Linked DNA regions of Mus musculus: region 1 is linked to region 2. The links are chromatin loops, found by intact Hi-C in ENCODE. Cell type or tissue: gastrocnemius. All regions are shown on one strand. Links, peaks and the distances in the headings refer to the core of each region. The heading gives the core; the rest is flanking DNA. Region 1 overlaps Thrb (thyroid hormone receptor beta). Region 2 overlaps Thrb (thyroid hormone receptor beta).

The links. A loop is a pair of places that touch in the nucleus more often than their neighbours do. Peaks named below come from ENCODE experiments on the same cell type or tissue, not always from the same donor. Only the 100,000 strongest peaks of a DNase experiment are listed, where the experiment ranks them.
Region 1: it touches region 2 in a loop (2.3-fold over the local background); 4 of 42 quality-filtered maps call a loop at or near these places.

The regions. Positions count from the first base shown.
Region 1 is chr14:17,735,729-17,744,463 of GRCm38, reverse strand. All of the region lies in intron 1 of Thrb (thyroid hormone receptor beta), which reads right to left. Among named protein-coding and RNA genes, the nearest start is that of Thrb, 79 kb to the right of the region's middle. In gastrocnemius, for the core only: no CTCF peak of the experiment used is centred there; DNase peaks (open chromatin) are centred at 4,863 and 5,192; H3K4me3 peaks cover 1,103 bases; H3K27ac peaks cover 2,473 bases.
Region 2 is chr14:17,899,971-17,908,705 of GRCm38, reverse strand. The region is part of intron 2 of Thrb (thyroid hormone receptor beta); the gene reads right to left. Among named protein-coding and RNA genes, the nearest start is that of Thrb, 240 kb to the right of the region's middle. In gastrocnemius, for the core only: a CTCF peak has its summit at 3,939; DNase peaks (open chromatin) are centred at 3,956 and 8,101; H3K27ac peaks cover 2,467 bases.

The sequences.
Region 1 (8,735 bases), core at 218-8,217, 160 kb after region 2:
CCTCACACAGTCCTGGATGGTGGGTGGGGAGCATTGTTCTAAGGGGAGCTTAACCCACCAGGTTTTACAAAATCACTGCTGATAAGGCCAGTTCCAATAACATACAGATAATAATTTTTCTACTGGTAGAACAGACCAAAGAATTGCCCCCTCGAGTGTCCAAGGTGCTGTAAATCACAGTAGTTTCTCCAGAAAAAAAATCAACAGAGCCAAGGGTATTTTTTATGATAGCTGCTTATATTGGAATGCATAGAAGAATTGACTAAAAAAATAGTGTGTGATAAATATGAATAATTAACCCTTATTTTTCAAAAAGTAGATTGGAGTGGGGCAAAGAAACATGGAAGAAGGAAAGGATGGGCAACTCAAACCTTGATTGTTAAAAATGACTTCTAAATAAACATAACATTTTGTCAACATTGAGCTTGAAACATGCAGAGAGCAAAACTGGCAGGCAAAGGGGTTGGGAGAGAGTCTGTGTGATGCTAGCCTAGCATCTTGTGACAGAGCTTCACACCCACACATTCTTCTAGCTGGAAAATGGTTTACAAATGACCGTGCTTTTCACTTCCACATTCATTGCACCAGCATTAGAGAAATCACTCAACTTGTCCAGAGCATGAGCTAAATATGACAGTCCCAGGCAGCCCCATTCCTACATGGGCACTTCCCTGTATCACCCAGCGTGTCTCCAGTTTAAACAAAAGTCATCTGGAAACAGAAACTACAAAAGGAAAAAGATTGAGGGAGCATAGTATGTGAGTTACTTCCCAAGAACTTTCCAGTTCTTCTACTGAAAGAACCAAATGTGAATCTAAAAATCAGCCTCAATTCCTTTCTAGTCCTAAGGCAGACAGCTTCTGGGACAAAGTCCTTCACTGGAACAAATTACATTTGCTTGGTGCTTACAGGAGCCCGAGAACTAAGAGCCGTCAGCCAAGGTATTCATTAGTGGGTGCTTATCAGCAGCGAGCTAGTAAATATCAGCACTTCCACACAAATATTTAAAATAATTCCAAGCAAATTTGAACCTCAACAGAGAGCTAGCCAAACACATTTGCAATCTGAACCCAAGGTTCTAATAGGGTACTGCCTTTTGGCTGTCCTTCAGGGTGAGGAACATTTTTAGAAAGATTAACACTTGGCTGTAAACAAAGACAGGCGTTTTCAACACAATCCTTGAGCCAAGATTTTTTTTTTCATACAAAACAAAATGTATCTGTCTTCCTACCCCAGGCACATGTACGGAGTTAGTCTGCCAATGAATCTGTGCAGGAACACTGACCCTAAAGCAACATGCAACGGAGATATAAAGGAACACTCTAGAAGCTTATGACAAATACTCAGGGCAGTAGCAGAAGAGTTTGGTACATAGACAGAAGCATGCTACACAGGCAAAAACTTGGCAGAGAAGTGAGGATAGGCGTCAGGCCTGTGCAAACAAGGCCATCTTCATTTTAAATCTTAGATCTATGTGATCTGCAAGGTCAGCACTCGAGCCAACAGACAGCTTACATGATTTAGACGTGTTTCAATAAATTTTGAAATCTGTGATTCAGATACCTCTAATTTTGTCTTACTGAGTTGTCCACAAAAATGGGGTTAAAATTTGTTTTTCAAGTCCAACATTTTCTGCAACCTTAATCTCTGTAGGTAGCAATAAGGAAATGCAAAATATTCTCTGGCTTAGATGGCTTCTGGCATAATTATAGGTCTGGTGTTTGAAAAATGAAGGGCAGATGAAGATGTATGCAGAGACATGAATAACCCAGGATGTCTGGGAGCACAGCACTTATATCTAATTAACTACCAATTACTGAATTCATAACTTAACACGAGAAGGAAAAACACAAATGGGATTTTTAGAAAAAAAAAAAAAAGCACCATCTCTTTTATCTACATTTCAGTTTACACTTGGCCTCTAAAGGCAGGATGAATGCAATAGGTTGAGAAAGGGAGTAAATAGATTGAGCAATAAAAACCCATTTGATAATATACAGGGCTATAAAAATGACTACACTGAAACTATTAGCCAAAGACAAATAATACCCACAGGAGAGAAGGGAGCAACTCTCGCTGAGTTGTAAGGTCTGTGACAGGAACTGCAAATGTAACATTGAAGAGACATCTTCCAAACTCATGGCTTTCTGTGGCTCTGTTGCATCTGTTCTCATCTTTTCTGTTTTTTTCTCTCTCTTATTATTATTTGTGTGTGTGTGTGTGTGTGTGTGTGTGTGTGTGTGTGTTCCCAAGGTTGTCAGTTATAACCATTCTAACTACCACTTTTCCTTTTACTTCTCTCCATTTTGCTCATAGCCTACTCTATGGCTAGTCTTGTTATCCAGCTTGCTCAGGGATTCCATCTCTCCATCTTTATGGGCTGGAGATGCAGGCCAGCTGCCACACCCATCCAGTGTTTATGTGGGTTTCTAGAGATCTGAACTCTGGTCTTCACACTTGTGGGCTAATCACTTTGGCCAGTGAACCATCTCCCCTGTGCTGAACCCCAAGTCTTGATTCTTTTCTTTCATGACCATGTTCATGAATTTTGTCATGACATAGAAGGTGAAACAGTCCTTGGTTATTTACTGGTTTCATTATTAACCATCACAATTGCTATAGTGCTACAGTCATTGTAACTATCACTACTATTAGAAAGACTTTTTTGTTTTTGTACCAATGCTGTCAGGCCTGTCCCCTCTGCCACCTAACTTCCTGCCAAGAGACAGGCGGTCTTAAAGACAGCATCATTCAATTTCCAAATTCCAGTAAACTGCAGTATTCCTTGACCCCTTGTGCTGGCTGGCTCTCTCTGATCACACTAATTTGCTGGTGGTGTGGCCCAGGGACTAGAAACTTCTGCACCAATTGAGAACTTTTTTCAAATGTGGTTTTTCAGGCCCATGCCAGCCAGCTAGAACCAGAAATTCTGGAGTGCAGACTCACATAACAGCATGACACACAAATCTAAGTACCTCTGCTTCCTAGAGGAAATGGCCCATTGATAGCTTGAGGAGGAAAGAGTGAAGCTGGGTTTGCACAGCTTAGCTACCTGCCATGCAGGCTTTGACTTTTTGCTCAGGTCTGCCTGCCAAAGCCCAGAGCAAGAGAGAAGAAAGCAGAGTTTGAAGAGGAAAGCTGAGGAAAGAAAAACTCTGGGCAAGGTATTTGGGCAAAAGTGTGTCTTTATACATGGCATATGGTCAAGGAGACTGCTGAGAGAGAATGGGGCTCCATCAGAACTATCCAGCTGTGGCTGGTCTGCTGCCTGCTCTGACTGCCTATTCAGAACTGTAGGACTATTTTCTGTCGTTGCAGACCTCAGATCAATCAGCTGCTGTGTGTACTTTAAAGCTACTTACCCTGTGAGGTCAATGTGTTACAGCCCCAGGCCCCACTGAATCACATCTGGAGGCCAGACTGAGCTTCCCCATGACTCCTGTGTCAAATTCCTTAGCTGATCTTCTGTATTGGCCTATCCCGACATTTAATTTGAGATGAAATTTCGAATTATATCCTCTAACTTTTCCTCCATTTTTTTGTACCAACACATCTTTCTTTATTAAAGTAGACAAGAAAAAATATTTAAAGAAAATAAAAATCGCCTACATTTTTATCACCCATTTTGATAAGTATAGTGGTATAAAATGTATAATTTAATAGGATACAAAATAACTAGTTATTTATGAAAAGATATCATAACTTACGCTGATAATTTTCTGTTTAAGTGATGCCAGAGTTTGAAACTCTGTAGAGTTAGGTTAAGGCCAGGGTGAACAACTAAGAAGACCCCATGTCAAAGTAAATTATAAAGCGCTGCTGCTGTGGCTTGGCTTGCGAAAAAGCACTTCCCTAGTATGCACGAAGAGCCTGGTTTCTCCCTCAGTGTGTGAACAAAACTGCCACAAGCAGCAAGGCCTAAGAGGCTGCTATCTCCAGGTTCTGCTTCTATGCACAGTGACACACAGGATACAACTATACACTGATTTTTGTATTCATTCCTGATGTCCAAAGAACCTATATGATAACTCTCAGAAACAGAACTTCCTGACCAAAATTTTTCTGTCTTTGAAGATTTTGGTGCATATGTTCAAACCTTTCCCAGAAAGGGAGTGAGAGTGAGCGAGAGGTTAGAACCACACCAAGATGTAAAGTTGGAAAGCCACATCAAAGAAAATTGGGAGAAGAAAACTTAGAACTCGGAGTGACCTTCTTTAAGGAAATAGTTACAACAGTGAAAATTCAGAATGCACACAGATGTATATTAATTCTAGAACAAAGACTCCAGTGTCATCTAGCAGTTATGATGTAGGAGCTAGATCTATAAAGAGCATAACAGACCTTTCTAGAAGATGTAATGGCATCGTGCTGAGTAAGGAAGATCTTGGTAAAAGTAATTATATAGGATAGTAATATTGCTGTAAATTTTTATTTTTATAATCATGGGAATTTTGTGTGTGTGTGTGAACGTATAGGCCTGTACATATGCATGCAGTCCCCAGGAAGTCCAGAAGGTGACGTCAGATACTATAGAGCTGGAGTTACATGTGGATGAGCTGGAGGATGTTGGTGCCAGAAGCAAAACTCCACTCTTCAGCTGGAGCACAGCACAGTTTCAACTGCTGAGACCTCTCTCCAGTTTTTGATGTAATGTTTTAAAAATTAAAACAGGAGATAATGTAGTGAGTGGTTACATACATGAAAGAAATGCAAACCCACTTACTGGAAAAAAACAACTAGTACACAAAAGCCAGTCTCCAGAGCAATGATCCATATATTCCCAGAAGCTAGTACTCAAAAAAAAAAAAAAAAAAGAGGCGTAATAGGTGACATGCCAGCACTTGTCAAACCTGGATTCAGCTCAAAGCATGGTGGGAGGTCTCCAGGACCCCCAAAGGCTCCTCTAGGAGATTAAGGAGACTAAAATTGACCTTATCTTCCTTTTTTACTATGGTACTATGGTTTTGAGTAAGACTTGGGCATGCACTAGAAAGATTGTATCTTGAACTTTTTATACCACATTATTGCAGTGAGGAAAACTAGCTAGTTTACCAAGAATATCCTTGATGAAGTCATTTTATTGAAAGCTCTACTCCAGAACACTGGCTTAGTGATGCTCAGAGTACCTTGGGGCAAGGATCCACATACACTGCTGGTGCTGATGGAAGAGGGACAGAGGTCTGGAGGGCACTGGTGTGGCTGGAGTGCCAGCTGTCCTGGCTGCTTTCTTCACTGAACATCACTTTCCCCTGACAGTGTTCTTATGCAGACTTGGTTTTTGGCTGACTGATTTTTCAGTAAAATGAAATCTGTCATTTCAAAACTGCCTGGCACTTGTGCTGTAAGATTGAGAATCGACAAATGGGACCTAATGAAACTCCAAAGTTTCTGCAAGGCAAAAGACACCGTCAATAAGACAAAAAGACCACCAACAGATTGGGAAAGGATCTTTACCTATCCTAAATCAGATAGGGGACTAATATCCAACATATATAAAGAACTCAAGAAGGTGGACTTCAGAAAATCAAATAACCCCATTAAAAAATGGGGCTCAGAACTGAACAAAGAATTCTCACCTGAGGAATACCGAATGGCAGAGAAGCACTTGAAAAAATGTTCAACATCCTTAATCATCAGGGAAATGCAAATCAAAACAACCCTGAGATTCCACCTCACACCAGTCAGAATGGCTAAGATCAAAAATTCAGGTGACAGCAGATGCTGGCGAGGATGTGGAGAAAGAGGAACACTCCTCCATTGTTGGTGGGAGTGCAGGCTTGTACAACCACTCTGGAAATCAGTCTGGCGGTTCCTCAGAAAACTGGACATAGTACTACCGGAGGATCCAGCAATACCTCTCCTGGGCATATATCCAGAAGATGCCCCAACAGGTAAGAAGGACACATGCTCCACTATGTTCATAGCAGCCTTATTTATAATAGCCAGAAGCTGGAAAGAACCTAGATGCCCCTCAACAGAGGAATGGATACAGAAAATGTGGTACATCTACACAATGGAGTACTACTCAGCTATTAAAAAGAATGAATTTATGAAATTCCTAGCCAAATGGATGGACCTGGAGGGCATCATCCTGAGTGAGGTAACACATTCACAAAGAAACTCACACAATATGTATTCACTGATAAGTGGATATTAGCCCCAAACCTAGGATACCCAAGATATAAGATATAATTTGCTAAACACATGAAACTCAAGGAGAATGAAGACTGAAGTGTGGACACTATGCCCCTCCTTAGATTTGGGAACAAAACACCCATGGAAGGAGTTACAGAGACGGAGTTTGGAGCTGAGATGAAAGGATGGACCATGTAGAGACTGCCATAGCCAGGGATCCACCCCATAATCAGCATCCAAACGCTGACACCATTGCATACACTAGCAAGATTTTATTGAAAGGACGCAGATGTAGCTGTCTCTTGTGAGACTATGCCGGGGCCCAGCAAACACAGAAGTGGATGCTCACAGTCAGCTAATGGATGGATCATAGGGCTCCCAATGGAGGAGCTAGAGAAAGTAGCCAAGGAGCTAAAGGGATCTGCAACCCTATAGGTGGAACAACATTATGAGCTAACCAGTACCCCGGAGCTCTTGACTCTAGCTGCATATATATCAAAAGATGGCCTAGTCGGCCATCACTGGAAAGAGAGGCCCATTGGACTTGCAAACTTTATATGCCCCAGTACAGGGGAATTCCAGGGCCAAAAAGGGGGAGTGGGTGGGCAGGGGAGTGGGGGTGGGTGGATATGGGGGACTTTTGGTATAGCATTGGAAATGTAAATGAGTTAAATACCTAATAAAAAATGGAAAAAAAAAAAACTGCCTGGCAGTGTTCTTCATTAGTAGCAAAATGCAAGCTTTCAAATGGTAATCATAAACATGAAAAGGTTATGTCAGCTACCGAGGAGTTGACAGGTGCTCAATGGTTAAAGGTGAACCTAAGGTTTTCCTAAGGTCAGTAGAGGCAGAGTAAAGCAGAACCCACAAAGTAGTAAAAGACAGGTAACAGGGTAGATTAGTCAGTGAGCTCCAGGGAGCCTCCTGTCTCTGTCTTGCCCAGGATCAGGTTACAGGTGTGCTCTGCAGGATCAGGTTACAGGTGTGCTCTGCAGAGCCCTTAAGATGGATGCTAGGGACACATACTCAGGTCTTTACACTGGAGCCATCTTCCCAGGCCTATATCTTTTACTGTCCCTATAATAGTTTTATATTGTTAAGATCATACACATCAACAATTGTAAGGCAGAAAAGAAATCAATTTAAGATCATTAGGAAAAGGAGAGTGTGACTTTCTCACTGAATAGTACAGACAATCATGGGCATGCAGTCAAGAACAGTGGTGATCACGTCTAAGTTTTAATCTCTTGATAAATAGAGCAACTGTGAGGTGCCCCCAGTCTCCAAATGTTAATGTGCAGATAGAGTTAGTAAGACTCTCCTTCAGGCATTGAGCTGATGGTGTTAACAGTCTTAGGTCTGCTGGACTAGCCACTGAACTGAGCTTAATCCATGATATTAACACATCTGAAGAAAGTAAAGGTCAGCTTGTGGATCTTGGCCACTTCAGATAAACTGGGCTCAAAGGAAACAAACTTTGGCAGTGAATATTAGGCACTGTCCACAGGAAGGAAGTCAAGTCCAATAGCTATAAGTACCCAGTTATGATAGCTGTGTCCTCTGGTGGGAGCATGGGCATTTCCATGGCCTTCTCCATGTCCACAGAAATGTCCTCCAAGACTGTGGCTGTGTCTGGCTCTGAAAACTCTACTGATTGCCTGATTGCATATTCAACACTCTAATGATCCAAAGAAAGGTTATGGGAGGCTCCTGGGTCTGCAGATTGCCGTTCTGATAAGAAGCATCTCCCCCTTTCACTCACTCACGTGCATATTTTCAAGGCCAGAAACCAGACGAAACGTCACAGTTTTCTTCATTATTTGAAAATGTTATTTATTTAGTGTGACATTTTTAGAACGATAATCTCAAATACACTCCAACTTATGCAGGGATTAAAGAGCTAATTTCAGTCTTTAGAACACTGATATAAACAGATCATACTCAGCATGCGTACTCACTACCCATGGTCGGAACCCAGTTCTGAGAAGCTGATACCCTTAAACCCAGGAGAATCTCTTTCTAACCACCTTTTCCCCAGAACTGGCTTCTGTCTACAGGTAAAAGATATTTATGGACCCAGAAATTTCTCTCATTCCCATTTTTGGTGAAATTTGTTGTGATAAAAAATTGCTTTATCCTTCCCTTTCAGCCTATAACTCACAGATACGATAAAAAATATTGGATTCATAAGTCAGTTATCGTGCCAGCCAGATTCCACCCTAAAAGTTACATCGTTTTACATGATAAAAGATACAATTGTCTTTAACACAAATGCAGAAACCCAAGGAAGATTTTTGAAAAATATTTTTCTTGTAAATTTAATTCTATGCTTTGCTGATGTAATTTTTAATGAATCTTTACCTAAAAGGCAGAAATAGTCAAATATTGATATATTTACCTGATAGTTAAAATTTTCTGTTAGCCTCCTTTCTCTGATAGGTGAACAAAAATGCATCCACCCATCAATTTACCAACGACCAGGAAGTAGCACTGGAATAAATCTTGTTTTCCACCCTGTTCCTCAGATCTCACACTTCTGGAAGGGGTGCCTTGTGTTTCACGACTGGCTGTCCCTTGGCTTTCCTTCCTCTGTCAGAATG
Region 2 (8,735 bases), core at 385-8,384:
TCATGATGGCTTGGCAGTCTGAACGAGGTTATATGAAGGTCATCTTGACACAATATTAACTTCGAGAACACTGGAAGAAGGAACAAAGTTCACCTGTAAGCTAGTGGGACACAGCACAATGCCTGTACCATTAAAACAGCATCTATTGCTGCTGTGAGAAGGTAGCAGATTGATGGACCATTATAGATGTTCAGACACTGGTGCCAATGTACAAAATGGGCAGCCTACCTGAGAATTTAATATGTAGAGATTCGCAGTGTGCTAAGACCTGGGTTCTATCAATTCATGGAGATGAGATAAAGAGTAAACCATCTAGGGGAAAATACCCTATAGTTGGATCCACAGCTCGTATTCTACCTCTGGCTAAATGTCAAGTTGAGGAAAATTGAAGCACATCAATAGAAGCTATAAGGGAAAGCCAAGGGGTCCCTCTCCTTGCCTGAAAGTAGTGAAGAACTTTTACTATGTCATACAACACAGAAGCCCACCTGCAATCTCAATTCTTGTGAACTTCCACATCACTGAGGATCCCAGTACAAGTCAATTTGTAAAATTTAAACATCTGCCATCAGTCACTATGTAAATAACCCACAGAACACTCATCCAATGGGACACTTTGAATATTAAAAACAAGGAAACACTTTGAGACATGGAATAACTACTAGGAAACCTTGTCAATTAAGCACACAGCAGTGTACAGGGTATGTGACACCCAGGCACACAGAGACTGAAGGACACAGACATTTATGCAAGGAGTATTTTGGTATAGACAGGCCAGAGACCATGTTTGCTATCAGGGAAGGGGACCTAGGTGGCTAAATGACTGGTGGCGATGTTTTTTACTCCAAAACTTTAATCTATTTTAGTAAGATGAGAAGAATAAATGAATAAAGTGCAAAGAAGTACATACAAAGGTGGGAAGCTTGAGGAAGAATGGATGCTTTCCCAGACTGCTGTGAAAACAATGCAACAGCATGGCAGTGGTACAAGGTAATGTGGGGGAGGGGAGAAACACACACTGCATTAGTTGTATGGAAACAGGAATACATAGATATCTTTCCTGCTCAGTGTGACTCAAGAGGCCATGCATGCCTGTGGGAGCCAGAGGCTAGACATTCACCCATCAAACAGGCACCCATGCTAGATCACATCCATCCATTCAGTAGACACCTGCAGTGCTGCATTCTGATGCAGATGTCAAAGAGAGCCAGCAAGCTGTGAGGGAGTGAGTAGAACCTGGAAGGCCACTTTAGAGCTGACAGTAGTAAACAGTAAAAAGGACTTGAGCTGGTCTCAATGTCTCCTCCATGGAGGAGCAGAAACAGTTCCAGGAACTGGACAGGCCTGGGAAGCAGTTTTACTGGGGCTTCAGATTTTCCAGAGGAGACCAGAAATACAAATTTGTACTTGGAATCTCCTGGTTTTAAAATTCTAATTCAGTTTTAAAATAAAACCACTACATTGGCCAAATCAAACACACCCTGCCAGCCTAAGCTGGTTTAGTGGATGGCCAGCTCAAATCTCTAAAGAAAAGAGACTGGGTTTTTAAACAAACACAGCAGAATGTGCAAGCCCTGCCATCCTAGGAAGCTGGGGATATTTTCCATTTCTTCACACGTTCCTGGAACTCTTCTTGAAGAACCAGATGGTCTGCTCTCAAAGTCGCTTCTTTTTCTCACCACGTCAGAGAGTGGGTCATCTTGATTTAAACTTTGTTTGAATCCTGAGTGCATTTACTAGATTTGGTTCTTCACGGCATTTGGATTCTTGCTAAAAATCAAATGTACCTTCACAAGGATGAAGATGTGCTTGATAATATACTGCTATCCCTGAAGACTCTCCCAGAAGAGGACCTGTCCATGTTTAGAATCAGGGAAGTAACAACGAGTCCTTCCAGGGACTGTTGAGCATCAGCGCCTGAGAGGCAACATGTGTGTCCCAGCATGCTAGAATGTAGGGGAGGCTTGTAGCACTACAGGTCTGCTTATCAAGGTTACGCCTGTCTGTCTGTCTATCTGACTGACTTCCTTCTACCCTCTCCTTTCTTTCCCTCCTTTTCTTTCTACTCTTTTCTCCTTGGAAAGGGCTCAGTTCTTTGGAGCTGACTGAATGCACTAAGACATTTCTTTCTAGGGAGAGTTGGCATGCCTGTGTGTCCAAACAAAGACTTTGTTCCAAACACAACTGGCACATGCATTACCTTGATTCTCCTTTGATCAATAGCTGAGTTCCTGGGGATGGGAGGGGATGCTAATGACAGTAGTCATGTGGAAGAGGAAGGCTGAGTCCTCCATAAGCAGGTGTCCCCTTGGGTTTCCTCCCTAACCACAGAACGAAGCACAAGCCACCAGTCTGGATTTCAGAAGCACTTGTGCTCTCAGGAAACACACATCACACTTGGTTTTATCATCATTATAATATTCCTATAGAAATAGAGTCCAGGGATATGGTATAAAGTAAACACATCTTTATTATTTTTTGTTTTGTTTTGTTTTCTGAGGATAAAATACTTTAACTGATTCATGTGATTAAATCCTTAAATCTCTCTCGTTCTTTTTTAATGGGAAAATGTGCATTATGTTCATTCAATCAGTAAATCTTGTACTTGAGCTGAAGTACATTATCTTAGATCAAGTGCGCCATAACCACATCCTTCCATTACGCCCTTCTCTCTCTCTTTATGCCTGTTTTGTATAGTCGTTTCCCCTGGATTGAAGCACTCCTTCTTGCGGGAGAAGGGTGGGCTCATGAGACTTACAAAATAGACCCAGATGCCCTTCCTTGAGGTGACACCACAGGTGCTAGGGAAGAGGAAGCTGTCTGGTGGAAGAGTCACAATGATAAAGCTTTTGTGAGCTGTCACTCATGTGGGCCTTTCTGTGATGCAGGCACTAAAACATCCTCCCCCACACTGATAACTCTCCCTATTCTGGAGGTGACTCTTATTCCTGCTCTACCCCCACGGGTAACTTCCCTCTTATCACTCATGTTCTAACTGAGTAGATAGATAACTAACTCCTCCCACTCTCCTGGAGTAACCCTCATTACTGTAGGATTCTTCTCATGCATGCTCATGGAGGTAACCCTTATCCATGGTTCTGTAAGTGACTCCAGTAAAATCACTGGCTCACCACGCTGGAGTTGGATGCAATAATTACTTTAGTCTTCTGCTATTTGCCGCATGGCCTGTGTATAATAGACTCCCCAAGAAAGGTAACACAGCAGTGAACTCTTTTTGTAGGGCTACTGATCAATTATTGTGTGCTAGGAACTAGATGTGTAGGGTAAAAGAAAAGTAATACATTATCTATACTTACAGAAAAGACCAGACACCAATCAAACTAATTTGCTTGTCAATGTAGAATTACAGTTATGTTAAGTGCTGTAGAGCAAATACCAAGATGTGGGATTTGACGAGAAGTGGTGAGTGGGGTGTGAGTCCCCAAGGGCCAAGATCAGGATGAGATTGAAGGGCAGGTATGAGCAGCCTGGGCAGAAAGTCTAAGAAGGTAAGTCCCAAGCCTAGACTCTATGACACAGGGAGCCTGGACCACAAAGTGCTGGTCTGATAATCAGAGGCTGTGGCCTCCGAGGAGCTGGGCTGCTGCAGCACATCAGAGCAAGGCCAGGTAGGGACTCTCAGACACAGGCTGTGAGTACCTGGCTACCTGGCTGCCTGGCTGCCTGACTGCCTTGCAGCTGGGGGTATTAAGGCCTCTCAGGGGAGGCAGAAAGCATTCCATGATAGGTGTGAGTCTCCATGGAACAATAACAGCATGATCCACTTGCTGCACAAGGCAGGATTTTATATTTATGGGTAAGTTGAAGGTATGTGCAAAAGAAGTAAGAATGATTACATCTAACCTTCAGAAGTCACTCTGGAGGCTGGCTCAGTGGTTGAGCGTGCATTCTGATCTTGCAGAGGACTGAAGTTGGTTCCCAGTGCCACCAGGTGGCTCCCAACTGCCTCCAGGACCAGCTCCAGGGTATCTGATACCACTTTCTAACCTCCAAGGACATCTAAATTGAATGTGGACATCCAATCTCTCTTCCCAGAGCTCAGGGAGTACACCTAGATGGAAGGGAAGGTGGGGAGGACCTGGAAGGAGCAGAGGAAAGGGAAACTGTAATCAGAGTATACTGTATGAGAAAACCTATGCTTAGTAAAAGGGAAGAAAAGAAAAAGTGAGCTGCTAAGGAAGGACATATGTGCATGGACGTGTCTAGGGGAACAGAGTACTGGGGCCTAAGGATTTAAAGCACAGACGCTAGGGGAGGTGCTTGTGACAGGAAGGAGTGACTTGGGTATTGACTCTGGTAAGAAGTCAGAAGATGGTCACAGGGCCTCCATGACTTTAACAAGTGTTACTTGGTTGTTGGATGGATCATGTCAGAGTCAGTGGGGGATGAGGAGACAGACATGTTGGGGTGGGGTGGGGAGTGGAAGCTGGGGGTCTGATGCAGGAGATGTGTTTTGAAATTTACAGTGGACTTCTACTCTGCTATGAAGAATAAAATCATGTTGTTTGCAGGATAGCAGGAACAAGAGACCATCATGTTGTAGGAACATACCAACCACACAAAGACAAGTGTTTTCCTTCAGATATGGAAGAAAAATGAGTAAGAGTACCAGCATTGTGGAAGGGTCACAGAGAAAACAGGAGAAGGGAAGGCACAGAATAGGGCACGAGGGAGGGTAAACCCTGTCAAAGCACAGCACATGCATGTGTGCAAATGTCATCGTGAAGCAAATGAAAGTTCAGTAAGAGATGAACTTTAAAAGCATCCAAACAAAGTAAACCCTAATGGAAGACTCACTTGGAGGGTTTTAAGAGACAGTGAAAAGGATGATATGTATACATGCGTGTCTATTCACACATACATACTTTTAAAGAGAAAATTATATGTTTATAATATATATTCATCATTCATATACTCACACATATTCTTTCATTATATATATATAATTTTCCTTTAAAGAGGAGGGAGGAAGAGATCCTGGGAAGAGGTCCTTGGAAGAGACCCCATATGGAGGAGACGGTTTGGAGTATAGGAAAAGGGCTGACTCTCCCACTGCAGATGAAGGAGAGGGTTCAGTCATGAGTAGGTTCTGTGAGGTATTTGAGTTTTAAAGGGGTATATGAGGCTATTTGGTAGCCGTAGGGAGGACTGTCAGGTGTACAGAGGACCCTGGTATCTGTAGCTGCATTACAGAAACCAGAAGAATGCATTTAACAGAGACACCTAGTAATCCTGTAGGTCAAGGCTGATGATCCATTAAGCATATTAACTTGGGTCTAGCAACATTCCCCCATGCCAGCAGATCTGTCCAAAGCCTTGGGCAGTGAGTCAGAATCTTACATTGGTTCCATGAATCAGAATGCTTTCTTTGTGCTCATTGGATCACACTGGGCTGGAGATTGGTACCTCTGAGCAGAGCAGAGGGAGAGGAAGAGCTGGGGCCAAGGCTGGACCCTGTAAACCTTGGGGCACAAGGGAAAATTCTAAAAGGGAAGCTAGCCACGCTAGTGACGCCTGAGAGCTGGGGTAGGTGGGCCAAGCCAAGCTGAGGCACAGACACAGGAAAAGGAAGAAAGGTCTGCATTCCCCTGGGTAAGCTGGACTTCCAAACCAAAATAAACTTAGGGGAATGAGAAGGGAGGAAGGGAAGGAACAAACAAGAAAGCTGATTTCCAGCCCGGGTTCTCTGGCAGCTAACAGTTCAACTAGACAAGCTACCCTAAGTGCACCTTGGCTATAATGGAGACCCTCACTGGAAGGTCAGAGCAGCTTTGAGCTCTGAATCACACAGATAATTGTACCTGTCCTATGCAGGGCCACCAGGCTCCTGCATATCTTGAGTGGGGGTTGGTCCAACCACAGAGAGCCCATGGTGGTTCTGAGTGCAGCACTCTAGAGGTTGGACCTAGGCTGGCAGTAAGCCCATTGTTTTATTGAACAGGAGGCAACTCAGGCCTTTGGAGGCCAAAGAAGTAGATGGAGATGACTCTAGCAAACCTAGGTCACTCTGGGGTGATAGCCTTTCACTTCTCCCAAGCTCAAAGCCTTCTTTGCAGTTCAGAGTTGGAAGGAACCCCAGAGATTGCTTGATTCAGCTTATTTTTAGACAGGGAAATGGAAAACGAAATGGCTTGCCCAAGGTCACAGAGCCATTAGTGGAGAAGCTTACACAGCTTCTGGATGCCTTCTTTATATTGCCCAACGAGTGTGAGTAACTGTCCCAGGAGCTTAAAATGTAACTGTCAGGGTAGCTGGTCTTGACAGCGTACCCTCCTGTTGCTACAAGGTGTGACACCATGCCTTAGAACTCTTCCGGTAACAAGACAAGCTGGATTAGATGCTTGATCTCCCAGGCACTTGAGTCACCAGGAACATGACTAGGGAGCACCAGTACTCATCCCAGACAAGCTGCATCTCAGCTGCGGCATCTGAGAGCATGCTTCCCTAAACTGGGTCCAGAAACTAGAAGGAAAAACAACACATAGCAAACAGGGCTGCCAAGAGAGGAGATGGAAGCAGACGGGTGTTTCTCTCAGCATAGGCCTCCCTTAGGAAAGAGGAAGACCTTGCTGTGCTTCCAGGACATTAGCTTTGGAGGACCAGAAAGAACCAGCTTTAAGGAACAGAGTTAGATTTGGAATTCAACCTGAAGTTTTCCAAAAGGGCTGTGCAGAGTGGGCAGTGGCTTCTTCCCTTCCTCTCTCTGTGTCTCTTTCCCTCTTCCTTCCTTTCGTTCTTGGAAAACAAAAAGTTGTTTTTTTGTTTTTTGTTTTTTGTTTTTTGTTTTTTTTAATTTTTAAGTGTCAGAATCTAGAACTTTCTTTGTTTGGATTTTTTTTTTTTTTTTTGAAATCTCATAGCATTTAAAGAGAGCTGTTTTAGCCTGGTATGGTGTTGAATACCTTTACTCCTTTAGTTTGGGAGTCAGAGGCTTGGTGTACGGCATGAGTTCCAGGACAGCCAGGGCTATGCAGAGAGACCCGGTCTTGAAAAAAAAAAAAGAAAGAAAGAAAAACAGAAAGGAATGAAGGAAGAGAGGGTGAGTTCTGTTTACTTGATAGGTGTAGGAAATCCAGTTATAGGCTTGAACAATTTATTCATTGGATTTTTGGGTGATTAAGTTTTAAAAACTTAGCTTTACTGAGATAGAATTCTACTACCTCCCCATCTAGAATCAACAATTCAAAGGAGCTTGGTACACAGGCTTATATGATCAGGACAGTGGTCAAGTTTGGAATGTATTACCTCAGAAAGCAACTGCATCACCCAGCTATTCTCACCCTGGTTCTCAGTTCCAAGCAACTAAAACATGCTGGTCATTTCATATAAATGGGATAGATTATGGTCCCTTTTTTCCAGAAAGTTTGCCCAAATAAGAAAACTTGGTCACTAGGAGAAGAGAAAAAAGATTTGTTTTGATTTGTCTTTGGTTTAGTTTTTGAAACCCTGTGTGAGTACAGACTCTGACTCCTGCTAACTCGGTTACCATCCAACTAGCTTGGCAGTTCTTGCTATGTGTTGCATCTGGGACACGTGAATTGTGCTGTGTCAATGGCAAGACTGTGACCAAGGACCAGGGGACTTGGAGCATCAATGATAGATAGATGAGCTTGCTTTGAGAAAGAGGACAAGGCATTTTGGAGAAAGGCATGTTTCTTCATAAAGCTTACATTTCAAGATCTTAGTCATTTCGTTCATATACTCCTCACTGGCTTTCTCACAAGCCATCTTTCAGTGTGGACTGTTTATCTGTCATTTTCATATAAGCATTCTCTTTCCTCAAATCTCCAGTTGTTCCTAGTTTCTGGTTACCATCTCCATATCTACTGCTGGAACCTGTGAGTGTCTGCTTTTATTCACTGAGAAGATGGATGTAACCAGAACAGAATTCTCCATACTATCTACTAACAGCATGAGCACCCTATATATTGCTATCATGGGGCAAGGGGTTCTTAGATTTATCTGTACACTAATGAGTTAAAACAGATGGCGGGCCCAAAACTCCAGAATTTCTGAATGGGCAGCGTCTGTTACACCATTCACACTCCCTTCTGCTGCCTAGGCTGCCAGCTTGGAATGTGTCTAGAGCCAGTATGGCAGGTGGTGTGGCTTTGTGCTCTGGCATACCTCTGCAGTGTGTCCGGGTCCTAAGCTCTCTCTCTCTGGGGCAGGGGCCAGCAAAGCTCCCTTTCCCTTCCTGACTCATCAGTTTTCACCTGCTCTTTCTTTATTGGGTCACCCCACATAGGGGCAGACATGTTCTTTCTTGGGTCTCCATTTATGCATTCCACTATTCCTCAAGCTTCACATCATTTCTCTACTCCTCCTGCAGGAATTTCCCTTCTGGGTAGATTAATGTGCTACCCGAAAGACTCTGTCAGAATACTTCACACAAAGAGAAACCAGATTGTGTCCCTTGATTGGCAATATTCCCAAAGTCCATAGAGGGCAGAACCTCTCATGGCGGAGGCCCAGAGTTGCAGGCAGGTGGAGGAGCCAGGTAGGTGCTGACTTAAACCCAGGTTATATGGTTAATGGTGCCATGCTCTTCAGGAGTGATATGAGGAAAGCAGTCACAGAGACAAGGGCCATCTGAGGAGGAAGCTAATGGGAACAGTCCCCTGTGGATGCGAGAAGGCTTCGAGAAGACCGGAGAAGACTAGGAGAGGAGTATTATGTTTGGAGGCCAAGCAGAGGCCAAGCTGGCTATGATC